Regions from separate parts of the Homo sapiens genome. Here region 2 is linked to region 1. The links are chromatin contacts, found by Hi-C or POLR2A ChIA-PET in ENCODE. All regions are on one chromosome and are shown on one strand. Each heading gives the region's core, a stretch centred on a gene start or an enhancer-like site at or near the end of the contact. The rest is flanking DNA. Distances are from core to core; before and after follow the strand shown. Region 1 holds the start of TRMT1 (tRNA methyltransferase 1). Region 2 holds the start of ANO8 (anoctamin 8).

Region 1 (5,789 bases), core at 1,820-4,319:
GGGTTCTCGGCGCACTGCAACTTCCACCTCCTGGGTTCAAGCGATTCTCCTGCCTCAGCTTCCCAAGTAGCTGGGATTACAGGCACGTGCCACCATGCCTGGCTAATTTTTATATTTTTAGTAGAGACGAGGTTTTACCATGTTGGCCAGGCTGGTCTCGAGCTCCTGACCTCAAGTGATCCGCCCACCTCGGCCTTCCAAAGTGCTGGGATTACAGGGGTGAGCCACTGCGTCTGACCTCATTTTAAAATTTTTGTAGAGACGGGTTTCACTGTGTTGCCTAGGCTGGTCTTGAAATCCTGGCCTCAAGCGATCCTCCTGCCTTGGCCTCTCAAAATGCTTGATTACAGGCATGAGTCACCATGCCCAGCTAATTACTTTTCATTGTCTGTGATTACTATTTGGATTCTAGTAAGGTCAGAAAAGTAAAAACTTTTTTCTCTGTAAAAGGTCAGAAGGTATTTTAGGCTTTGTGAGTCATATGTGGTCCCTACTGCATAGTCTTCTTTTTTAACCTTTAAAAATGTAAAAAACATTCTTGGGTTGTGGGCCATTGATAAACTAGGCTAGGCCGGGCGCAGTGGCTCACGTCTGTAATCCCAGCACTTTGGAAGGCCGAGGTGGGCAGATCACTTGAGGTCAGGAGTTTGAGACTAGCCTGGCCAACATGGCAAAACCCTGTCTCTACTAAAAATATAAAAATTAGCCTGGCATAGCCAGGTGCAGTGGCTCATGCCTATAATCCCACCACTTTGGGAGGCCGAGGCGGGCAGATCACGAGGTCAGGAAATCGAGACCATCCTGGCCACCATGGTGAAACCCCATCTCTACTATAAATACAGGTGGGTGTGGTAGCAGATGTCTGTAGTCCCAGCTACTCAGTCGGGAGGCTAAGGCAGGAGAATCACTTGAACCTGGGAGGCGGAGGTTGCAGTGAGCCAAGATCACGCTAGTGCACTCTAGCCTGGGCAACAGAGCGAGACTCCGTGTCAAAAAATAAATAAATAAATAAAAATAAAAATTAGCCAGGCGTGGTGGCACGTGCCTGTAATCCCAGCTACTCGGGAGGCTGAGGCAGGGGAATGGCTTGAACCCGGGAGGCGGAGGTTGCAATGAGCTGAGATCGTGCCACTGCACTCCAGCCTGGGCAACAAGGGCGAGACTACATCTCAAAAAACAAACAAACAAGCAAACAAACAAAAAAAGGCTGTGAGCCCCACAGGCTATAGTTTGCCAACTCTTGCGAAGGTCACCAATTTTGCATGTTTTGTTTCCTGATGCATTTCCAGTTCTTGAAAACGGTGCCTGACACATAGCAGACACTGGATATACTATGGCTCATTTGAATGAATAAAAGGAGTGTAAGAAGTTAAAACAGAGACCAGGATGCTACTTATTTCTGGCACAGAGTATGGATCATACCATAATTATCTATTACTCATCACAGCAACCCCTGTAAAACTAATTTTCTCAGTTGACAGACAAGGAAACTGGGGCTCAAAGAGGCTAAGTCACTCACTCAAGGTCACAGAGTGAGAATGTGACAGAGCCAGAATTTGACCCCAGGCAGGCTTGTCCCAGAGCTAGGCTGTGATGCCCAGAACCTACCGGGCATCTGCTTGGCTCGGCTGTACCAGGTGGGCCACGTCATTGAGCTGGACATTCCGGCGTATGAGATCCACAGCCCGGGTGGAGGCATCGTTTGCAACCACAGATCTGAGCCCAGGCACCTCTAGGGCAAATCGAATGGAACGTAGGCCTGAAGCTGCCAGGCCTTCCAGCACATGCAGGCCTTCCTGTTGGAGTAAGCAGAAAACCTCCCTCACATCTCCACCTCCATCCTCTTCTGGGCCCCAAGGAGCCCCCACCACCCACCTCCTATAGCTCTCCCCCTCCAGGAGCCCTCTGTCTCCCGCTAAATTCCAGGGCTGCCAGCTCCTATGCTCAGGCCCCACCTCACAGATCTCCCCCACGGCCGCTGTGCGAGGTTGGTCTCCTGAGGCCAGGTTTTCACTCTCTTTCAGTTCAACCTTTTCCTCCTCTTGCTCTGACAAGTCCACGACCACTTTTTGCGTGTCCTTCTCTCCTGGAACCTTGACTGCAGCCACCCAGAGGCACAAGTCAGAGAATAACAAGGTCCCCTCTGAGAAACCTCCCCTTAATCTCCAAAATATCGTCCCTGAAATCCCTGCGGAAAGGCTGAAGGAGCAGAACCCAGGGCCTGCTATGTGGCTGAAGCCCCTCTGGATTTGGGCGGCAGAAGAGCCCAGGCAGGGAGATAAACTTGTGTGACCCCCGCCCACCAGAAGCCTGGACCTCCACTCACTCTGGATTCCTTTGGCCCCAAGCTGAATGCGAGCAAACTCGGTGATCACAGCACATCTGGTGGGAGACAGAGGACTAGCTCATACCCCGCCCCCGCCATCCACACTGACCCACTAGCCGATGCCAGGCTAACGTCTGACCCCTGCTCACGTCAGGTCCCGATTGAATTCCTGCACCGGGTTATAAAAGACCTCGTTGGCACTGGGAAAGGCGATTTTGGCAGCCCCCTCGGTGACTGTCGTCTCCTGGACTTCACGTGGACGTTCTTCTCCGTAGGGCCCGGTGCCGTTCTCCATCGCTGCTGTATTCGGCAGCCCTGGAGACTGCCACTCGAAAAACCGGGCTCTAGAGAGCACCCGGGCGGAGCGGAAAGTGAGGCTTAGCCACAGAGACGATCCTTGCATGAGACATCCGCTGGCGCCTCCGCCCGCCAAGCCTGGTTCGGGGGGCGGGGGAGGGCACAGAGAGGGTCAGAGAGCCGCATTCCGGGCCCGGGGATGTCCTACATATCTATGAGGTAGGGACTAGGAAAACCTGCGGCCTCGGTAAGCTGATATCCCCTCGTTTTGGGGATGACTGGTCCCTGTGGAGCCGATGCCCTCGTGCAGGCCCGCCCCGAGTCCGAATCCCTCCCCGCGCTGCCTAGCCCGTCCTCACCTGCTCTCGTAGCCACAGAAAACCGAATTAGTCAAGGTGCACGTTTCCCGAATTAGGACCTGGGCGCCGCCATGTTGGCACAGTGGGTGGGCGAATCACATGATAGTGGTTGGCCAGTCAATGAGGAAACGTACGGTGGGCGGCCGGGATCAAAATGAAAGCCATAAAGGAAGCGCGCTGATCGTGCTGTTCCGGGGGTGTTAATCACAGTGGATCCCCTGGGAGAGGACACGTCCCTAGTCCCATTTCACAGATGAGGAAGTTGTGGCTCAGAAAAGGGGCGGTAAGCGGAGAAACCCAACACTTATTGGTCCTCTTCTGTGTTCTGGGTGCTATATACACATTATTTCAGAGCACCCTGCAGGAATGACTCAGGCTCTGGAGTTGGATTTACCGGGTTTGAATCTCAGTCCCATCACATGCTCTGGGCAGGTTACTCCCGCGGCTTCACTTTTCTTACCTATTAAATGAGAATCGTGGTTTCTCAGATAGAGCAAAGATTAAATGACAGATTCCTGGAAAGTGTGCAAAGAACCACTCTAACATTGTAAGCGCTCGGTAAAGTTCTAACCAGTGTATGAAGGCAGGACAGCGAAGTGGTCCCGGCTACCTGGGTTCCAGTCTCAGCTCGCCCTGCGACTTGTTAACTCTGAACTTAAGTTACCGCTTTTGCAAAATGGGCAGAACTTTTTTTTACCATTTGTTACTGGGTTGTAGTGAGAAGTAAACGAGTTAGTGCAGGTAAAATGCTAACAGAACCTAGCATCCGGTAAGCATCATAAAAGTCTTAGGTCTTATTGTCGCTTTTGAGCCTGTGTTTAAATCCTGGCACCTACCATCACTTCCTTGCTGTGTGATGATCTTGACCAGCTTTCTTCATTTCTCTGTGCCTCCTTTTCTTTCTTTCTTTCTTTTTTTTTTTTTTTTGAGACGGAGTCTCGCCCAGGCTGGAGTGCAGTGGCATGATCTCGGCTCACTGCAACCACCGCCTCCCGGGTGCAAGCGATTCTTCTGCCTCAGTCTCCCGAGTAGCTGGGATTACAAGCGCATGCCATCACGCCCGGCTAATTTTTGTATTTTTAGTAGAGACAGAGTTTCACCATATTGGCCAGGCTGGTTTCGAACTCCTGACCTCAGGCGATCCACCCACCTCGGTCTCCCAAAGTGCTGGGATTACAGGCGTGAGACACCGCGCCCAGCTGCCTTTATTTTCTATAGTGTGTCTGTAGCAGTTCTCACTAAAAAATGTTACTGTGTAGTTTAAACGAGCTAATTCCCATAAAGAATGTAACGCAGTGCCTGCCACAATAAACAGCAGTCATTATTGTTTTTGTTTTACAGGAAACTAAAGTTCGGAAAGGTAGAGCGACTTGCCCAAGGTCGCGGGACTAGAAGGTGGCGGGGCCAGGATTCGAACCATCGAGCTGAGCCGACGTACTGGCGAGGATCCCCCAGGGGCATAGAGAGGAGACGGAGCCGGTTAGAAGGGGCGCGCTCGGAGCTCGGCTGGCCTCGCCTGGAGGGCGGGGCCCGAGGGCGGTGCGCGGGCGGGGCCGGGGCCGCTCCTCCCTGGCCTGGCTGCGGCGGCAGCGCGGCTTGCGCTCGCTCGGCGCTCGGCTGGGGCGGCCTGGCCCACAATGAATGGCCGCCGCGGCTGCCGCTGCTGCTGAGGCGGAGGCCGCGGAGGCCGCGGAGGCGGAGGCCGAGGCCCCGGCGCAGCGGGGCGCGCCCCGGGCCCAGGCCCGGCCCCAGCCGCCGCTGCGGAGCCCGCCGGGACCCCCCGGAGCGCGGCCACGGCGCAGGTGAGGCGGCCCGCCTCAGGCCCGGTTCCGGCCTCCTCCAGCCGGGGCGGCCCGAGGGCTGAGTGGGGAGGGCCTGGGTGCTTTCTCGGACCGAGGAGGAGCCGGGCCCGCAGCCTGCACTGTGCCCGGGCAGGCGAGTGTGTGGAGGCCCAGCTACCGCGGGCGGCCTTGAGCGTCCAGCCCGAGCTTCAGGGCTTGGGGGCGGCAGGATCGTACCTGGACCGCTCCCCCGTCTCCCAGCGAGGGAGGGGGCCAGGTCGGGCCGGGGCAGGTACCGGGGATCCGGGGAAGTTGGAGGGTCCGAGGCGGAAAAGTGAGGAGGTTCTCGTGGATGCCGGAGGGGGAGGGGGAGGGGGAGGAGGAGTCGGGCTCCGGCCAGGCCGAGTGGGGGAGGAGAGGAGAGCGGCGCGGCCGGAGGGGGGCGGGGAGGGGCCGGGCCTGCAGGTACCGCCTGGGCGCTGGAGGAGGTGGGTGGGTCAAGTTACAGGCCTGGGGGCGGCTGAGGAGAAGCCCAGGAAGTGGGGCACGGCGGGTGTGGGCGGAGTTACTTCGTGTGGGGGCGGATAGGAGATCCCAGAGATGTTTTCCGGGGGTCACATGAGGTCAGGACTCAGATGTGGGGAGGGGGAGGCTAGATGTGGGGGCGATCAGGTAAGGTGAGGGACTGCTGTAGGAGTTTTGGGAGTCGAGAGAGCAGAGCCTTTTGGGCTAGGCTAGGGGGGATGTGGGGGCAGGTCAGGAAAAGCTGGTGTGACCAGAAGGTATATACTAAGATGCGCCCCCCACCGCCCCCAACTCAAGTGTTAAGGGGTTCCGTCTTTCTCACACCTCATCCCTGAAGCCTCTAGAGTCCTGACCCTACCCCTTGGGCAAGCCTCTGCCAACTGTTCAAAGGCACTGGCCAGTGGGTGTTTGTGTGGGCAGCTGGAGACAGTCTGGAACACCTAGCTTAGGCATCTTGTTTATCACAAGGTGGCCCTTGCCCACCCCCACCTTATATATCTA
Region 2 (5,684 bases), core at 461-2,960, 4.2 Mb after region 1:
TAAAGTCCTCCTCGCAGGAGAAGCCGCGGGTGCCCCCGCCAAACTCGGCCTTCACTGCTTTGCGCAGACCCAGCTCGTCGGCCCCTCGGAGTAGGCTGTGAAGAAGGCGGAGGAGGTGGGCTCACAGGGAGGCCCCGGCCCACCATCCTGGAGCTGAGGATGGTGCACCTGGCAGCCTTTGGGACAAACGCAGGGCGGCTGGATAGCATGGTTGGCACTTGGTAGAGCGGGGAGTCGGGTGGCAGGCTCAGCGAGAGGCCAGGGACAGGGGACTCGCCTCTCATACGTGGCGGTGACAAAGAAGGCGTAGGCACGCGTGTGGCGGTGGTGGCGGACTTGCACGATGAGCTCGGGAATGCCCACGCGGATGTGGTTCAGCAGCCATAGCAGCGTGTGGTCATCGGTCGTGTCTGCCAAGGGGCACAGGGACCGATGGCTCCTGCCACGAGGGGGCCCAAGGCCTCCTACGTATTCCCGTTCTGGGAAGCCGAGCTCAGGAGAGCCGCATCTGGGCACTGGGCGGGCGGGCGGGCGGGCTTGGGTACCTGGGAAGGTCATCAGCACGTCGCAGTTCTCTGTAGGCACCGTCTTCATCCACGCCTTGTGGGACACCAGGTAGCGACCAGCCTGCAGGAGCCGCTTTCCGAAAAGCTTATCTAGGGGGCGGCGTAGCAGGCCCGGGTCAGGCCACTCTGGGATCCGGACCCGGCCTCCAGTCTTGGCTCCTCCTGCCCCCGCCAGGGCTCCTCACCACTCCACCTGGCATTCAAGGCCCCGGGAGCTCTGGGCTTGGCTTATTTTCCTCCCTCCACGTCCTTGTACCAGCCAGGCCTTCCTCCAGAAATGCCCTTCCCCCCAGATCCTCCCTTACAAATCTTACTCATTCTTGAGGCCCAGCTCCGCCTCCAAAACCACAATCGATGGGGCGCTCACTAGCAGCCCTGAGCGCTTCACCACATTATGACAGCGCCGTCCTTGCAGCAGCCCCAGGGACTAGGTGCGGTTCTTACCCCCATTTCACAGGTGAGGAAACTGAGGCCCAGAGCGTTTAAGTCACGCGCCCAAGGTCACACAGTCAAGCTGGGATTTGAACCCAGGACCGTATGATTCTGTATTCTTCGCGGAGAGGCTCTCTCAAGCACATCCCTGGCCCGCCGCGATCCCGCAGCCCGGGGGTGGCAGGGCGCAGCCCAAGCCTGGGGCTCTCGGAGGGGCGTGTCCGCGTCTCCGCGCCGGGACCCCAGCCCGAAGCACCGTCCCAGCCCCGCCCGCCGGGCCGCAGCCGCAGTGCCGGGAGGAGCCGGCCCCTCGTCCAGACACCACGCCAGGTTACGTTTGACCCTGATCCTCCTCCCCGTGTAGTTGACGCGGGCTCCCCAGGCACCTGCAACCCTGTCTGGTCCAGCCGCCGCACACATACCCAGAACTCCGGACGCCGGGGCTGCAGGCTCGCCCTCCGGCGGGGGCCTCTTGCCACGCTCGCCCTCCAGGGACGTGCCCCCGGCGCCGGAGGCGGCCTCGGCCATGGCGAGGACAGGTCAGGTCAGGGGCTACGGACGGCCCGGGCGACGGGGAGCCGCGGGCTCATGGGGCCGGTGCAGCCGCGGAGCGCGCGGGAGGAGGAGACAAAGGCCGCGCCCGCCCGCGCCGGCCTCGGTCCTCGCTCGCCCGAGCGCTGCTTCTCGTCCCCGCCCGAGCCGAACCTCGATTCTCCTTCCCGGCCCGATGCACGTCACTCTAGGGTTCTCAGCTGAGTTCGCCCGCCTAGTTCTTTGGTTCGCGTCTCCGCCCGTGTTGTTTTCTGGGTTTCCTTCTCGCCCGCCTACCTCGCTCCCTGCTGCTGGTCCCCGCCCGCACTGATGGTGCATTCTCCAACTTGTCCCCACCCATGCTTTCTTCTGGTCCCCGCCTCGGAGCCTCAGTTTCCCCATCTGCAAACTCCGGACCCTGGAGACGCTGTTTGGAATGTGAGATGGGCGTAAGTTGACTAAGGGAGGACGTGGGAGGGGCGGGCCGGTTGGGGAAGATTCCTGGTGACAATAACTTCAACCACCCCAGTAGGGCTGTGATACATAATTACAGCAAGCCCTGCTTAGGAACTTTGCACGCACCATTTGGCTGCCTAGAACACTCCTCATGCACTCTTCGTCCGGTTAACACCGACTCCCTTCAGGATGTAACCTCGGAGAGGATCCCATAGAGTTGTCAAGTTTAGCAAATAAAAATACAGTCCGTCTAGTTAAATGTAAATTTCAGATAAAAGAATAAATGTTAGCTGGGCGGGGCGCACCTGTAATCCCAGCTACTTGGGAGGCTGAGGCAGGAGAATCGCTTGTGCTCAGGAGGTCAAGGCTGCAGTGAGCTGAGATCACACCCACTGCACTGCATCCTGGGCGACAGAACGAGACCCTGTCTCAAATACATATATATACATACATACATAAATGTTTCTATGTCCTATGTCTACATGGGACATACTAGTACTAAAAAATTATTCATTGTTTATTTGAAATTCACATTTAGCTGGGCGACCTGGGTTTTACCTGGCATTTGGCCAACCCCTGACTATTCTGAGTAGCTCAGTCTGTTAGACTGAAAGCCCAGCGAGGGTAGGAACGAGGGGCCAGGTCTGGTTCTCAATGCGAGCACACAGTAGGCGCTTGCTGTACGCTTGTTACAGATGTAACAACTAGCTTGTTACAGATGTAATAACTAGCTTGTTACAGATGTAACAACTAGAGAATGGCAGATGAAATATAAATATGTCATCATTTGTTCCTATTTTACAACTTAAAATATTAAAGCCTCGGCCGGGCGCAGTGGCTCACGCCTGTAATCCCAGCATTTTGGGAGGCCAAGGCGGGTAGATCACCTGAGGCAAGGAGTTCGAGACCAGCCTGACCAACATGGCCAAACCCTGTCTCTATTAAAAATACAAAAAATTAGCCAGGCATGGTGGCGCACGCCTGTAGTCCCAGCTACTTGGGAGTCTGAGGCAGGAGAATCGCTTGAACCTGGGAGGCGGAGGTTGCAGTGAGTCTAGATCGCGCCACTGAACTCCAGCCTGGGCGACAGAGCGAGACCCCGTCTCAAAAAAAAAAAAAAAAAAAAAAAAAAGCTTGGGCAACGTAGTGAGATCCCCGTCTCCACCAAAAAAACGAAAACAAAACAAACAAACAAAAACAACAAACAAAAAGAAACACCGAAAAGTTAGACTGGCATGGTGGCTCGCGCCTGTGGTTCCAGCTACTCAGGAGGCTGAGGCGGGCGGATCCCTTGAGCCCAAAAGTTGGAGGTTGCAAGAGCCGTGATCGCGCCACTGCACTCCAGCCTGGGCGACAGAGTGAGACCCTGTCTCAAAAATAAAATAAAATAAAATAATAAAGTAAATAAAAATATTGAGCAGGGCGAGGTAAGGGGGTATTAGAACTCTATTCTGTCAGACAGATTTTTCTTAACACGCAAGTGCGCCGCCCGCCCGCTCTGATCCAGAACCAGAGAATCCGCCATGCGAAGGCGCTCCCGGAGACCCCGCCCAGCCAGTGCCTGGAATTCCACCATCAGCGCTTTATTCCGAGTTTCAGTGCTGTCCTGGGTTAACCTGAAAGCAATCTCCGAGGCTCCCCTTTCTGGCTTTCGGGGAGCCAGAGACTGACCGGACACTTGGCTCTGCAGGTGCAGACCTGGACCAGAGAGACAGAGAGCCAAGGAAGTCCACAGTGGAGAGAGGGCTGTGCTGGGGGTTCCAGGAAGACTTCCTGGAGGAGGGGATCTTGGAGCTAGGCCTTGAAGACGAGTTTGTCAAATGAGGAAGGGCATCCGAAGCCGAGGGAACGGCAGAAGGGAACGCTGGGGAGGGGAGAGAATCTGGAGAGTTCCGGAAAAAGCAAGTAGGACTCTTTCCAGAAGTTCGGGCAAGATTTTCCCTGGATCAGGGCGTGGGTTCTCCAGTACTCGTCCCTCCCGGTCACCGAGATGCTCTGAGTTTCCGGTCTGAACCTGAACGTAAAGAGGTGTAGTCCCTCCTTTCTTGAACGGGAAAACTGAACGCACATAGGTCCTTGCCACGCCTAAGGCTGCGGAGTGAGCAGATGGAAAATGCGGGACTCAAAACCTCCCCTCGCTGTAATTTGCACTGCCCTGTGCCAAACTCTGTCCTTTCTTCCATTCCTTATTCCTATTGTCAGCCTCGCTGCGCTAGGACCCTAAAAATTTGGTCTCATGTTGCCCGGGGAACAACATTTCGCTACACCTACCTCCATACCGCCTCCCGCTCCCGCTCTCCCTTGCACCAGCCAATGGAAGCGAGTATCTTCAGACGGTGGGCAGGACGTATCCTAAGATACCCAATGGTGGTCGAGAATAGTTGAGCACTTTACTAGTCAAGCCGCGGAGTGGGCGGGGCCCCCTGCCCAGACTTGAAGCCACACAGGCAGGTCGGGCAGGCGGGTCGCAGGTTGTAAATCCATGTGGCGGGGGCTTTGGACCCTGGCGGCCCAAGCGGCACGTGGGCCTCGCAGGTGGGGCTACAGGGGAAGGGGTGCGACAGCTTGGGGTGCTGCTTGGACCCCAGACCCACTCCCTGGGTTTTAGGGGCCCAATTCCCTGCGGCAGAGCAATCATTCGCGTTCTTCCGTGCCTCAATCGTTCATGACCCTTGCGGCAGAGCCCATATCTGGGTCTCCTTCTGGCCTCACAGTCCCTAATCCGGTCACCCTTCGGCCTTCAGAACATCCAATTTGTGCATCCCCCAGCCGCAGAACCCCCCCACCTGGAGCATCTCGCGATCATCGAGCCCTCGGTCTACTTGACACTGAGGCTGAGCCTCCCAGGTGCGCTGATTCGCCTCCCCTCCGGTTCCAGATTGTGCACGCGCCGGAGCAGCGGCGCACCAGCCCCCGGCTCCGGCGCCACCATCTTCGCGCTAAGCTCTGGCCAAGGCCGCTGCGGCATCGCAGTGATCCGGACCAGCGGCCCCGCCAGCGGCCACGCCCTCCGAATTCTCACAGCACCCCGAGACCTGCCCCTTGCTCGCCACGCCAGCCTGCGCCTGCTCAGCGATCCCCGCTCCGGGGAGCCTCTGGACCGCGCACTGGTGCTCTGGTTCCCAGGTGAGGGTCCCCAGGTTCCGAGCCTCCTGTAGGTCCCATGACTCAGTTTCCCCCTTCCAAGGGTTTGCACTGGCTGTGCTGTCCTCCTGTCACCTGTCTGTCACATTAGGTCCCCAGAGTTTCACCGGTGAGGACTGCGTGGAGTTCCACGTGCATGGAGGCCCGGCAGTGGTGAGCGGCGTCCTGCAGGCCTTGGGTGAGTTGCAGCGTTGGGTGAGATGCTTGGTCCTCCCAATGGGCCTGGGTGGGGACCAGGGGGTGTCAGACTGGGACCTTCCTGCAGGCAGCGTGCCAGGGCTTCGACCGGCGGAGGCAGGCGAGTTCACCAGACGGGCGTTCGCCAATGGGAAGCTGAACCTGACCGAAGTGGAGGGGCTGGCGGACCTTATCCACGCGGAAACAGAGGCGCAGCGGCGGCAGGCCCTCAGGCAGCTGGACGGAGAGCTGGGCCACCTCTGCCGTGGCTGGGCCGAGACCCTCACCAAAGCAAGTCCCCCATTTGTCCATTCTCTCCCTCAGAGACCCCATCTGTGCAACCCCTGCATGAGACCCCCTCTCAATCCCGCATTCATT

The links. Hi-C counts contacts between places; a loop is a spot of excess contacts on that map. ChIA-PET counts read pairs that join two places held with the same protein, here RNA polymerase II (POLR2A). Pooled maps may share reads with other maps.
Region 2: a pooled map shows a loop between it and region 1 (5-fold over the local background). The contact joins the promoter of ANO8 here to the promoter of TRMT1 in region 1. A Hi-C loop is called at or near these places in 1 of 168 maps with a recorded cell type or tissue (posterior vena cava) and 1 of 50 pooled maps. POLR2A ChIA-PET finds 5 or more read pairs at or near these places in 1 of 52 experiments (B cell).

The regions. Positions count from the first base shown.
Region 1 is chr19:13,113,671-13,119,459 of GRCh38, forward strand. TRMT1 (tRNA methyltransferase 1) reads right to left here and starts at 3,070. Exons shown (of 17, transcript NM_001136035.4): 1 at 2,983-3,070; 2 at 2,476-2,761; 3 at 2,327-2,382; 4 at 1,956-2,098; 5 at 1,609-1,796. The coding sequence starts at 2,729. NACC1 (nucleus accumbens associated 1) reads left to right here and starts at 4,594. Exons shown (of 6, transcript NM_052876.4): 1 at 4,594-4,784. RefSeq lists enhancers at 3,064-3,253, 4,214-4,363, 5,639-5,789 and silencers at 4,404-4,603, 5,154-5,203.
Region 2 is chr19:17,333,145-17,338,828 of GRCh38, forward strand. It overlaps ANO8 (anoctamin 8), which reads right to left and starts at 1,711. Exons shown (of 18, transcript NM_020959.3): 1 at 1,421-1,711; 2 at 546-656; 3 at 278-410; 4 at 1-95. The coding sequence starts at 1,526. It overlaps GTPBP3 (GTP binding protein 3, mitochondrial), which reads left to right and starts at 4,409. Exons shown (of 9, transcript NM_032620.4): 1 at 4,409-4,520; 2 at 4,864-5,111; 3 at 5,221-5,307; 4 at 5,395-5,597. The coding sequence starts at 4,468. RefSeq lists a silencer at 1,214-1,653 and enhancers at 3,378-4,049, 4,050-4,721, 4,722-5,393.